Regions from separate parts of the Mus musculus genome. Here region 2 is linked to region 1. A link is a loop called in an ENCODE intact Hi-C map of the cell type or tissue named here. Cell type or tissue: heart. All regions are shown on one strand. Each heading gives the region's core, and the rest is flanking DNA. Links, peaks and the distances in the headings are about the cores only.

Region 1 (5,365 bases), core at 143-5,142:
AGTCAGAGGCGGTTTTACTTTCAACTCGTTATTAAACACTGACCAGTTCCCCAGGACAAGTTACTTGGTCTTGCTTTCTTGAACTGACACCTGGAAATGAGAGACACCTCAAATGTTTGTTGTGTGGATTACAAGGGACAGTATGTTTTCGTTTTGATTTGAGACATTGGGGCTTAATCCCTGTTCTGAGCATCTTACTCCAGCCCCTTCTTAACCGCGTGCCCCCAGGTATGTCTTCCCACGTAGGCGCCGCTGAACTGGGTTTAGATAGGTCAAACTTCAAGCATCCACTGAATCAAGGGAGACCAGTGTCCCGGCAGCTCTGCCTCTGGTGCCACGGGACTGAAAGGTGGCCTAGGCTGTGGAACCTAGGTCTCCTCTCCAGGCAGGCACGGGAAGCCAGCTCACGTTCCGGAGCAGGGCCAGGCAGGGATCAAAGCGCTCTCAGGCGGGCCGGGGCGCACCAAAGGGAGGCCGGCGACTTGCATCAGCACAGATTCCGTGATGCTCTGCAGACGTCTGGGGGCTGCTGGCTTTACGGGAAGCCACAAGAAAGGAAAGGACGGGGGAAGCGGGTCCGGGCGGGGGCGGGCGAGGGCGCGAGGTTGCGCTGGCCCGAAGGCGCGCTCCCGGCGGCGCCTGCTAGTTGCTGGGCGCGCCCGGGATGGCGGAGGCCTTGGAGGAAGCTCCTGCTCCCCTTCTCCCCCGCCCCCGCCCCGCGTTACTGGAAGGACTGTGTGGGAGAGACCCAGAAGCTCACGATTATTGAATGCGGGCTGGGGGAGGGCCGGACAGCCCGTGCGGCTCGAAGGAAAACCAAAAGTGCGTCTGTTCGTGCTGCTGTGACACGGGGTTCCTCGGGGAGGTCCCTGCGTACCCCGGCCGCCCCCCCCCCAGTTGCTCACCCCCAACCCTCCAAGATTTATTTCACTAGGGCGGCCGAGGACCCGCAGAACACAGGGCGAGGCGAGTGGGAAAGTGTCACGATTTTTTTTTTTCTATGCCCTGCCCCCGTCCCCACCTCTAGTTTTCTGGGTTTTGCTGCTGCTGGGGAAGGGTTGATCCGTTTTGCGTCAAAGGGCTGCATTTACTCAGTCCTGCTGAGAGAGGCGCGTAAACACCCAAGCAGGCCAGGACGCAGGGATGGGAAGGGGGGAGGGCCAGGCACCCAAGGCTGGTGCGTGCGTGTACGCCTGCACCACACCCCGTTCTCGAGCCTGCAGAGCTGCACATTCTGCTGGGAGGGCAGCTGCAAAAATGCGAGGAGTCTGGCCACTCAGCTTACCACGCGCACAAGTCCTTGGGGATGGAGCTCAGGACAGAATGTGTTTTATAATTGTAAACAATGACCCCTAGTACTGTTTGGGATTACCGTATCTTGAGGCCCTTGGGGCAGCCAGATGCCGCCAGTCGTCCCGGAAACGCAGGCGCTTTATATGGAGCCCCGGGAAAGCTTCGAGTTCCCGGCTCTTATTTTTCTTTCCTAGTAACGCCCCCACTTCACAGATAAGGAAACTGAGGACCTGAGATGTGATATGGGAGATGCATAGCACTTCAACGTCCTCAGTGGAATCCCAACAACCTTACTTCCCATTCACTCCTCAAAAGCTTAAGGATACAGATGCACTGCATAAGGATGGCTAAAAAAGGCGTTTTTTCACCCTTGTAATCCCGGCACTCGGGAGGTGGAGGCTTATCTTTGACATATAGAGAGTTTTAAGACAGCCTGTGCTGAGACCCTGCCTCAAAAGAAAGAGAGTTCTTCAACTCCTGGTACAGCGCTTATCTGTACTCATTGTACCTTCTCTGGGGATGATAGGCTATCCGAAGCAGAAGAAAGCTTTAGGTCGTCCTGCTCCAAACCTTTCATTAGATAGAGGAGGAAACTGAGACTCTAGACTCGCCCAAGATCTCACAGCTCGTAAATAGCAGAGCCAGGCGTTCATACTCCAAGGCCTGCGCTCTTTACCCTGAGTGCCACCCCACCCATCAAGGCGGGAAGAGCCAGGAGTCCGGCCACGCGCGCCCTGAACTTTGCTCCAAAACAGTTCAAGGCAACTTGGGGCACACCTCTCGGGCCCCAGTTATTTATTTATTTATTTATTTATTTATGTATTTTAAAAAACAACCCGATTTGCTTTTAAGACCTGGTTACTACTATTACATGCGTCATAACTGTGTAGCACAGAGGACTCCCGAATGTCTCACTGGCTAATTTCATCTTCAATACTACTTCTAAGCAAGTTAATTGGAAGGCCAAAATAAAATAAATTAAAAAAAGAAAAAAGAAAAAGAAAAAAAAAAAAACAAGCGCGCGCGCGCGCACACACACACACACACACACACACACACAACACACACACACACAAAAAGGGGAAGCAGTGGGCAGCCAGGCTCCGAGTGAAAAATGGGCAGGCCAGCCCCGCCTGGCGACGCCGCGCCGCACCCCGCCAAGACCCGGCCGCAGGGTGGCGCGGGTGCCCGGTGCGCCCAGGACGCCCGCTGTACCGGGCGGCGCCGCTGAGGGTGCGGACGACTGCGCACGGCCGCGCCCTCCCCGCGAGCAGCTCTGCGCGCCGGGCTCTCTGCCTCGCGGTGGCGCCGCACTGAGCCGCCCGTCTCGTCTTCAGGGCTGCGATTTTTTTTTTTTTTTTTTTTTTTTCCTTTTCTAAAACCCGGAGCCCAGGCCGGCGCGGCCGCTTTCGGGGCCCCGCCCCGCGCCCCTTCCTTTTGGTTGGGGATGGAGGGGAGGAGGTAGGGAGGCCAGGGCGCAGGCGGGAGCAGGCGAGGGAATCCCTCTCCCTCCACGTCACCCGAAGGCGAGGAAACCCGCATTCGCGTCCTCTAACGCAAATGACCATCTTTGGCAACGTGCGCCAATGGAACAGACCAAGGGCGCTGCGCCCCAGGGGGGGTGGAGGAGTTCGGCGAGAACGCGGGCGGCCTCGGCGCCCCCGTAGTGCGAGGGCCGCGCTCTCCCACCCTCCCCGCCTCCCGCCTTCCTCGCGCGGGGTCTGTGGCTGGCGTCAGCGCGACCGCGAGCGAGGCCGGGAGGGGAGCGCCCCGCCCGCCTTCTCCCCTCCCCTCCCGCGCCTCTTCCTCCTCCTCCTTGTCCCAGGCCTCCTCCCCCGCCGCCTCGAGCGCTCCTCCCAGCAAGGTGGAGTCTAAGGTTGACGTGAGTGGATCCACATGGTGCGGGGCTGGAGAATAAAGAGTGTGGAGTTGAACTCGTGCCATTGTAGTGACTCATCTCGGGCAGAGCGCAGGGGCTCGAAGCGAGACAGTGAGCGGCGCTCGGCAGGGACAGAGAGAGAGAAAGAGAGCGAGCGCAAGAAAGAGGGGGAGAGAGGGGAGGGCGAAGCGAGGCGAGAAGCGCGAGGCTTGGCAGGTCCTGGAGCCAGCACGGGGTGCAGGTCACTGCGACGCGGAGCCACGTCCCTCTCAGCACCGCTCAGCCTAGAATCCCACGGGCGCTGTCCCACCGGCGCGATCGGGGCCGCTGGACCGGCGCTCACCGCCTTGTCCTAAGTCAAGTGTCCGAGTCGCCGGGAAACTCAGGCGGCGAGTTGGCCACAGGAAGTTTATTCTCGGGCTCCTTTTCTAAAAGGAGGAAACAGAAGTTTCTCCCAACCGGCAGCTTTTCTTTTTCGCCTTTTTGGCGCCCTGAGAGATCGGGGAGGGAGTCCCCCAGAGCTGCCAAGCGACACCCGCGGGGCTCCTAGTCTTTTTGCGTTGCCCATTTTTCTCCAGCCCGTGGGTCCCGGCAGAGCTCCGGCTGCGCGCGGGGGCGGAAGGGCGCGCGCAGGGGAGGGACCGAGGGACGCGCCGACTTTTTAGAGGGAGGGACTCGGTGGACAACCGGTTCCGCGGAGCTTGCAGAGCAGAAACGAAGTGCGGTGCGCGGCGATCGGGGGGGTCACTTCCCGAGTGTCGCTGCCTCCTGTCTGCCTTGGTTAGGGGACATCCCGGGAGCGAAAAGCCCAGCCCGTGGCCGGGCCGGTGGACCAGCGAGCGCGCAGCAGACTGTGCGCGGCCGCGGCGAGGGCGGGGAAGAAAACCACCCTGTTTCCTCTCCGGCCCCCACCGCGGATCATGTACCAGGATTATCCCGGGAACTTTGACACCTCGTCCCGGGGCAGCAGCGGCTCTCCTGCGCACGCCGAGTCCTACTCCAGCGGTGGCGGCGGCCAGCAGGTACGTGCGGGCCGGGGTGCACCTGGCGGCGCGGGCAGACTCCTACCCTCTTCTTGCTCCCACTGCCTCCACCCCCAACCTCCTTCTTTTCCCTTTCCTAGCCAGGCTAGAAAAATACTTCACCGCTGTAAGTTGTGGGTTTCTTTTCTTTTCTTTTTCTTTTTTTTTTTCCTGTTCCGCCCTACCCACTCTCCACTTTTCTTTTTCTTTTTCTTTTCTTTTCTTTTCTTTTTTTTTAAGCAAGTGGAGAGTGGGCTTGAAGAGCCAACGACACCCTCTCCCCCTTTTCGTACTTAATTTTCCAGAAAAGCTCTTGAAATTACAGGTCCCCTCCGGGAAGCCTGTTGCCTCCTTCCGAGCCGCTCTCCCTCCCTTTTCACGTTCCTCTTTCTAGGTAGTGGATAGGCAAGAAAATTTTTGCGCCCCCTAAGCCCCTCCCAGCCGTCAAGGACCCTACGGGGGGGGGCGGGGGGGAAGGCTTTTTAACCCTTTCTTCTTCTGTTATTCTTCGGTCTTAGCTGTTTTCTGAAAGGGATTGGGGACTCAAAAACAAAGCTGGGCTCCTTCAAGTGTTTGGGAGTGAGGGCGAGGGTTGCCCCTGGGAATTAGGTGCGAAGGTCAGGAAGGAAGAAGCTGGCTTTGATTGGCTCTTGACACCTCCTGTGACACCCCCCCTCCAGCTTCCGGTAAGGGTTGGGCAGGAGCCTGTACTTCCCCCCCCCCCCAGCAGAACTTTGAGGGGCTTGGGGGTACCTGGGGCAAAGAAGCTGTCAGAGAGAAGTGGGAGAAAGAGACACATCGCTTGAGCTCCTGAGTGGATTTAGAAGTAGAAAAACATCTCTTTCTAAAGCAGCCAGACTGGTTTGCACTGAAGGATTGTGCCTGTAATCTGTGTCTTTGTAGGTACCAGACAGGTATTGGTGGGGCGGTAGGGGTGGTAGGGTACCTGGCCTGTGTCGCAGGAACCACAAACACCATCTTGTGAGGGAATTGCATGAACTCAAAAGGTCCTCTGCCACCTGAAGCCCACCTTGGCAAGCATCTGGGAGTTCCTAGCCAAGCTGGCTGCAGCCAGAGTTACTCCATAAGCCAATAGCCATGGCCTTGACTTTGACCTTTAGAAGTCAACCAGATAGGAGGTCAGGGGTCTTCCAGGGAAGGGTGGAGTGAG
Region 2 (5,365 bases), core at 321-5,320, 63 kb after region 1:
TCAGGTGTGACAGGAGGGTTTTCAGGTGGCCACAAACTGCAGTCACTCTGACTCTACTGCTGTTGACTGTGGGGTCTGCCAAGCTCTGCCCTCCATTAAGGTTCACCTTTTCCATTTATCGGGGCAGACACTGAGCTATCTCTGAGGAAGGATGAAGCTGGTGTGGCTAAGTCTATGAACCATCACCTACAGCAAGGACCAGTCTGCCAAGGTCATACTAGCCAGACCCAAATGCGAAGGATGTAGCCACACCTCCAGGGTCCCCTACTTTAGAATCTTGTGGACATTCCCTCTCCAAGAACATTTCTGTTTTCCTTGTGCATGTAAAAACATTTGTTTGTTTGTTTTCTCCTCAGCCCATGTGAGTGTGTGTGTGTGTGTGTGTGTGTGTGTATGCTCACTCATATACCACAGAGCACATGTGGAACTCAAGGATAACTTTTCTCTTTCCTAGGGATCAAACTCAGGTCAGCAGGCTTGGCAGCAGGTACCATTACAGGTCAGGCCATGTCACTAGCCTACAAGCATAAATCTAGCCATTGTTATTGTGTCTCAGGTGCCTGTCAGTTCCCTATGCCTCCTGAGCCCTTCTTCCAACCTTCCACTACATACTCTTCCTCCCCGACCCCCTCTCCTCCCCTCCTCTTCCCTTTCCTCCTCTTCTTCCTCCCCTCCAGCACCTTAAGAGCCCTTCCCCTACCTTCCTTCCCATGGGAGTCTTTCTTGGCCACTATCTCCTCCAATGGTGCCCCTCTGTTGTCTCTGTGTCTGCCATGCATTGAAATGCCTGTCCCAGGACCCTCTGCTCCTGCACACACCCACACATAGCAGTGGCCTCGCCTCTCCCCTTTGGGCCGTGAGCTCCCAGCCCTGGCAGTGATCTCTGTCTTCTGAAGCCTAGTCCTGGGCCTGAAGCATAATAACAACTCAATAAACGAGTGTCGAAACAATTAATGGCTTACTAAATAAATGACTGCGGCAGACACAAAGCCCATTCCTATAAATGAGTCACCGTGAGCCCCAGCCACTGGGCCCCGCCCTCACCCACTGACCCCAGCAAAACCCTCCCGTGATGATGTCATCATGACCCTTAGTTCTCAGAATCCTCCAGCCTCCTTCCTTCTCCTTCGTGCCTATCTACTTGCCATCCCCTCCCCCTCCTTCCCTTTCTCCTTCCTCCAGGGCACCATGTCTAAATAAGGCAAAACTCCTCCAGTGCTGGGGAGCTCTGGGGTTTTCATGCAGTCACCCAGGATATCGTGGGATGGGGTCAGGCCATGCTCTGCTGAGAAGCAGGACAAAGTTCCCCTGTAACATTGGCGGAGGGACAAGGAGACTTTGCTGCCCACCAGAGGGTGCCCTCAAGTTAACTGAGCAGGACACAGAGAGGATCTAACTCAGAAGGAGGCTTACAGACAAGGCAGGGGCTTGGAAGAGTGGATTGTGGGCTTGCTGGTAAGGGATTTGGCATTAAGACACCTGCACCTCGAAAGCATCCCTGGTTCTAGGATAGGCACACACACACACACACACACACACACACACACACACACACACACACCAGAAAATGGATTAGCACCACTTGTAGCAGCGCACAGCACACGCCTGTAATGATCCAGCTTGTGTTGACTAGACGGCTCAGCCTATGATGGCACTTACCACTAAGCTGGACCACCTGAATCTGAGCAAGAGACCCACATGGTAGAAGGAGAGATCCAGTTCCCACAAGTTGCCCCTCTGACCTTCATCTGTAGGTGTACCCCTATACAGAATGTAGAGAACATACACCTGTTTGCCCAGCATACACAGAGACAAATAGATACATGCAATTAAAAAAAAAAAAAAAAAAACCAAGTGTTTGGGAGCCTGAGGCAGGAGAATTGCTATGAGCTACATAGTGAATTGTTTTGGGTTTTTTTTAAAGCAGCTTATAAAGCTGGAAAAATATTAAAATATTAAAAATTCTGAATAAACCAAGAAAGATAGATCTATCCATAGATGTTTCTTGGCAGGTTCTTGAGGGGACCTCTAGCAGTGTGACCATCCCCACCTTCTCCATTCCTTTCCCAGTCTGTGTCCTCAAGCAGCAACAGTGAGTCCTGGAGAGTGGCAGTTGGGACATCATCTCCCTCCCCATCCCCCAGGTCTGCCACCAACCCTGGCACATAGTTGATGCCTCGTAGGCAGCACTGTGTAGTCGATTCTCCAAACTGGGACACCGCAAGAGGTGGGATGTTAGTAATCATTGGGTCAGGACAACAGTTGTCGTCTGGAACCATATTGGACAAACAAGTGACAGTCTGTTCTCTACCATATGCATAGATGTCTGTCTGTCTGAATGAGGTTCTGTCTGACACTCTGACTTCTATTATACAATGACTTGCTTCTTTGCCAAAACAGTCATCTGCGTTAAGTGATGCCCCCTTGTGTCTTGATGCTCATCTCTGCCTACTGCAGAGAGAGGCATCTCTCTACACAGAGAAAATTGGTAAGGCTAAAAACATCTCCAACCACGTGCCATGGTGGGAACTGCTGTATGTTTCATCAAAGTCAGAGTGTTCTAAGCCTACTGTGAAGCCCACAGTAGGGCCTGACAGGAGGCTGGCCAGGCTGGGTAGACTGGGACTAGTTAGTGTCTCTCTTCCCTCCTGGACTCTCATGTTTAGTTGGGCTCTCTCTGTTGGGCAGATGGAAGAGATGGACCCAGCTGGGTTGTAGTAGGCCTGAACAGAGCTGGAGCTCTAAGGAAGCTGTCTGGGCACTTCCTCAGCTAGTCTCCACCTATCCTACCATGGGACCAGTGCCTTGCCAGAGACAAGCCAGACAAACACAGCTCACTGCTGCCCTCTGGTGTCTGATTCTTCCGGCCCCGTTGCTCCTCTAGGGACAGCCACATGATGCTGTCTCTGAGCAGGGCCCATGAGCAGTCACCCAATGTGAGCATGAGAACGATAGTCTGTCAGTACTGATTCTGAGATAACAGACGTAAGATGGGACTATTCCAGGCTGGGTGAGCATATGGTTATCCCGTCTAGGCTTAGAACCATTTCGCGGTAGCCTCCAGAACCATCTCAGGGAACTGCCTGGTGAAGTCACCAAGTCACAACACATGTAAGTGCTTAGCAGGAGCATGAAAGAGTAAGAAGTCACTGGCTAATGTGGTCAGTGGTTGACTATTATCCTCTCTTAGGAGTTGCCGGCATCCTGGGAGCCCATTTCCAGCTGTTCGGATGGGATAAGCTGCACCCAGAGCTATCGATAAAGCAGGAGTGGGGGGATCTGGTCTTTGGGTGGACTGAGGTGGGTGCTTCTGGGGCTCAGTCATGTGGCATGAGCAGTAAACCCAGCAGTCTGGCCTGTGAGTGGTCCAGACACCTTCCCTCTGGAAATTTGGGGCCTTGCCAGGACAGGGGATAGACAGGGAAACTTCATTCTCACTGAGATAAGGGCATTTTTGTGTCCGCTTTTGTAGTGGTCCTCCTGTCCAGTAGCTGTGTCCCAGTGCTAACTGGGGTGATCTTTGCCCTGCTGAGTGGCCAGCAGGTGTGGGTGAGCCTCTGTCCCTGCCTTCCTCTTCACATTCTGCCCCCCATCTCCTCCTCATGGCCTCTAACCCCATCAACCTCAGGCCTCTGGTAGGACAGCCTCAGGGCCTTTGCTAAGCTGCTGGTCCCCCGGGGATCTCTGGTAGGGATCAGTGCAGGATGACCAGCGGCTGTGCCACTCATAAAAGCAAGTGGGGTTTGGTACAGGTACAGAGCCTTGAGCCCCACCCTCTGAAGCTGCCAATTACAGGGAAGGTGCCAGTGACTGAGGCCAGGGTAGAAGGACCAACTCAGACATCGAGCAGGAGATGAAGGTGCCTCAGGGACAGGACACAGAAAGAGGAAGGACAGAACTCATAGGGTCCCCATATGGGTCTCAAAAGGCAGAGACAGGAGTCAGGGACTGACAGAGATCATGGGCTTCCAGGGGCAAGGGTTCGGGGGCAGAGTCTGGGTGGCTGGGACAGTGTGTGTAAGTAAGTAGGTTTGATTCAGAGGCTTGTAAGGACTTTAGCAAAGGCAAGAGGAGGACGCACAGCTTTAGAAAGAATTCTTATGGTCTAGGAGAGAGGGCTCAGGCTGGGTGCCTTGTTTGAGGAAGAGGAGAAAGCTTCAAGTTGGTTTTGTATTCCTCAAACCTGTTTGCCCACATCTTTGGCATCTGTGCCCCATGAGGAAGCTGCAAGGAGCTGGGCCTGTCTGGGCCTGAGAGTGGCATTCTTATTGAGGCCATGTACTTCCTGCAGATGTTCCCTACTGAGGTCACAGGCCCCTCTCGAGGACCTTCTTCCTGGTCTTTGCTCACTAAAGCAGCCCAGAACCCCACACCATAGCAGGCGGCTTTGCTTTCTTCCTCCCACCTGCCCCTTCCTCAGTCTTCCTCATAAGACTTCCTGCCTACACACACTCACACTTGAGCCTTGCACAGCCAGCCACACACAGGCGCCTGCAGTCTTGAGTCTGAGAGCTTGGGTTTGAGCTCAACCTCTACCATTCACCTGCAATGTGGCTCTGGGCAGTTTGAACCCTTTGTGCCTCAGTTATCTCATCTGTGAATTGGGGATAATGGGATGTAATGACGCTTATCTCATGGACTTGTCATGAGGATCGAAGGAGCTGAGGCAAGTGCAAACAGCTCAGAGGGCTCTGTGGGTGGGAGGGGATCTACTAGTACTGTTTGTATCCCACACAGCACTTAGCCAGGAATAGAAACATGCATGGCTGGTATGAGCTGTTCCTCACTCATTCCAGAACCATCTATAGGGCTGCTGGGTGCTGGGCACTATTCTACACATGTGGCAATAGGAGTCAGCGCAATCCAAGATGCCTGCCCTCTTGAAGATGCCATTCTAGGGAAGGAACCCCCAACAACACCCATCTACCAGCACACATTCCCACCTCCCTCTGGAGCTGAAGACCCTCAGGCAGGAAGGTGTGGCAACTCCAGGCCTCTGGAGGTGCAACTCGTAAGCACCTCCCAATCATCCTGTGGCCCAAGAAGCCCTTGAGTCAGAAAACAAGGTCACTCTGATCCTGGCTAGGACACGCAGAGCATTGAGGCAAGAGAGTGCAATTATTAAGTATAATTGCCCATTTTACAGATGAGTAAATTGAGGTCCAGGAAGGTTTAACTGCTTTACCCTTGGTGGTACAGCTGGCCAGTAACAGGGTTATTCAGTCAACAAGTATTTATTGAGCTCCTACCTTGATTTTGTGCCACCTGCTGTTCTAGGCCCTAGGGATAGAGTCTCTGCCTTTTGTGGCAATTCTGTGAGTTGCAGGAGCCCAGAAACAAGCATGTTTTAGAGAGTGGTGTGTTT

What was found. Peaks named below come from ENCODE experiments on the same cell type or tissue, not always from the same donor. Only the 100,000 strongest peaks of a DNase experiment are listed, where the experiment ranks them.
Region 2: it touches region 1 in a loop (6-fold over the local background); 19 of 42 quality-filtered maps call a loop at or near these places.

Annotation. Positions count from the first base shown.
Region 1 is chr5:32,132,612-32,137,976 of GRCm38, forward strand. It overlaps Fosl2 (fos-like antigen 2), which reads left to right and starts at 3,861. Exons shown (of 4, transcript NM_008037.4): 1 at 3,861-4,194. The coding sequence starts at 4,093. In heart, for the core only: a CTCF peak has its summit at 2,574; DNase peaks (open chromatin) are centred at 1,190, 2,470, 3,140, 3,910 and 4 weaker places; H3K4me3 peaks cover 5,000 bases; H3K27ac peaks cover 4,905 bases.
Region 2 is chr5:32,195,069-32,200,433 of GRCm38, forward strand. No RefSeq gene overlaps it. Among named protein-coding and RNA genes, the nearest start is that of Gm36732, 13 kb to the left of the region's middle. In heart, for the core only: a CTCF peak has its summit at 2,855 (motif pointing left); DNase peaks (open chromatin) are centred at 1,173 and 2,843; H3K27ac peaks cover 1,054 bases.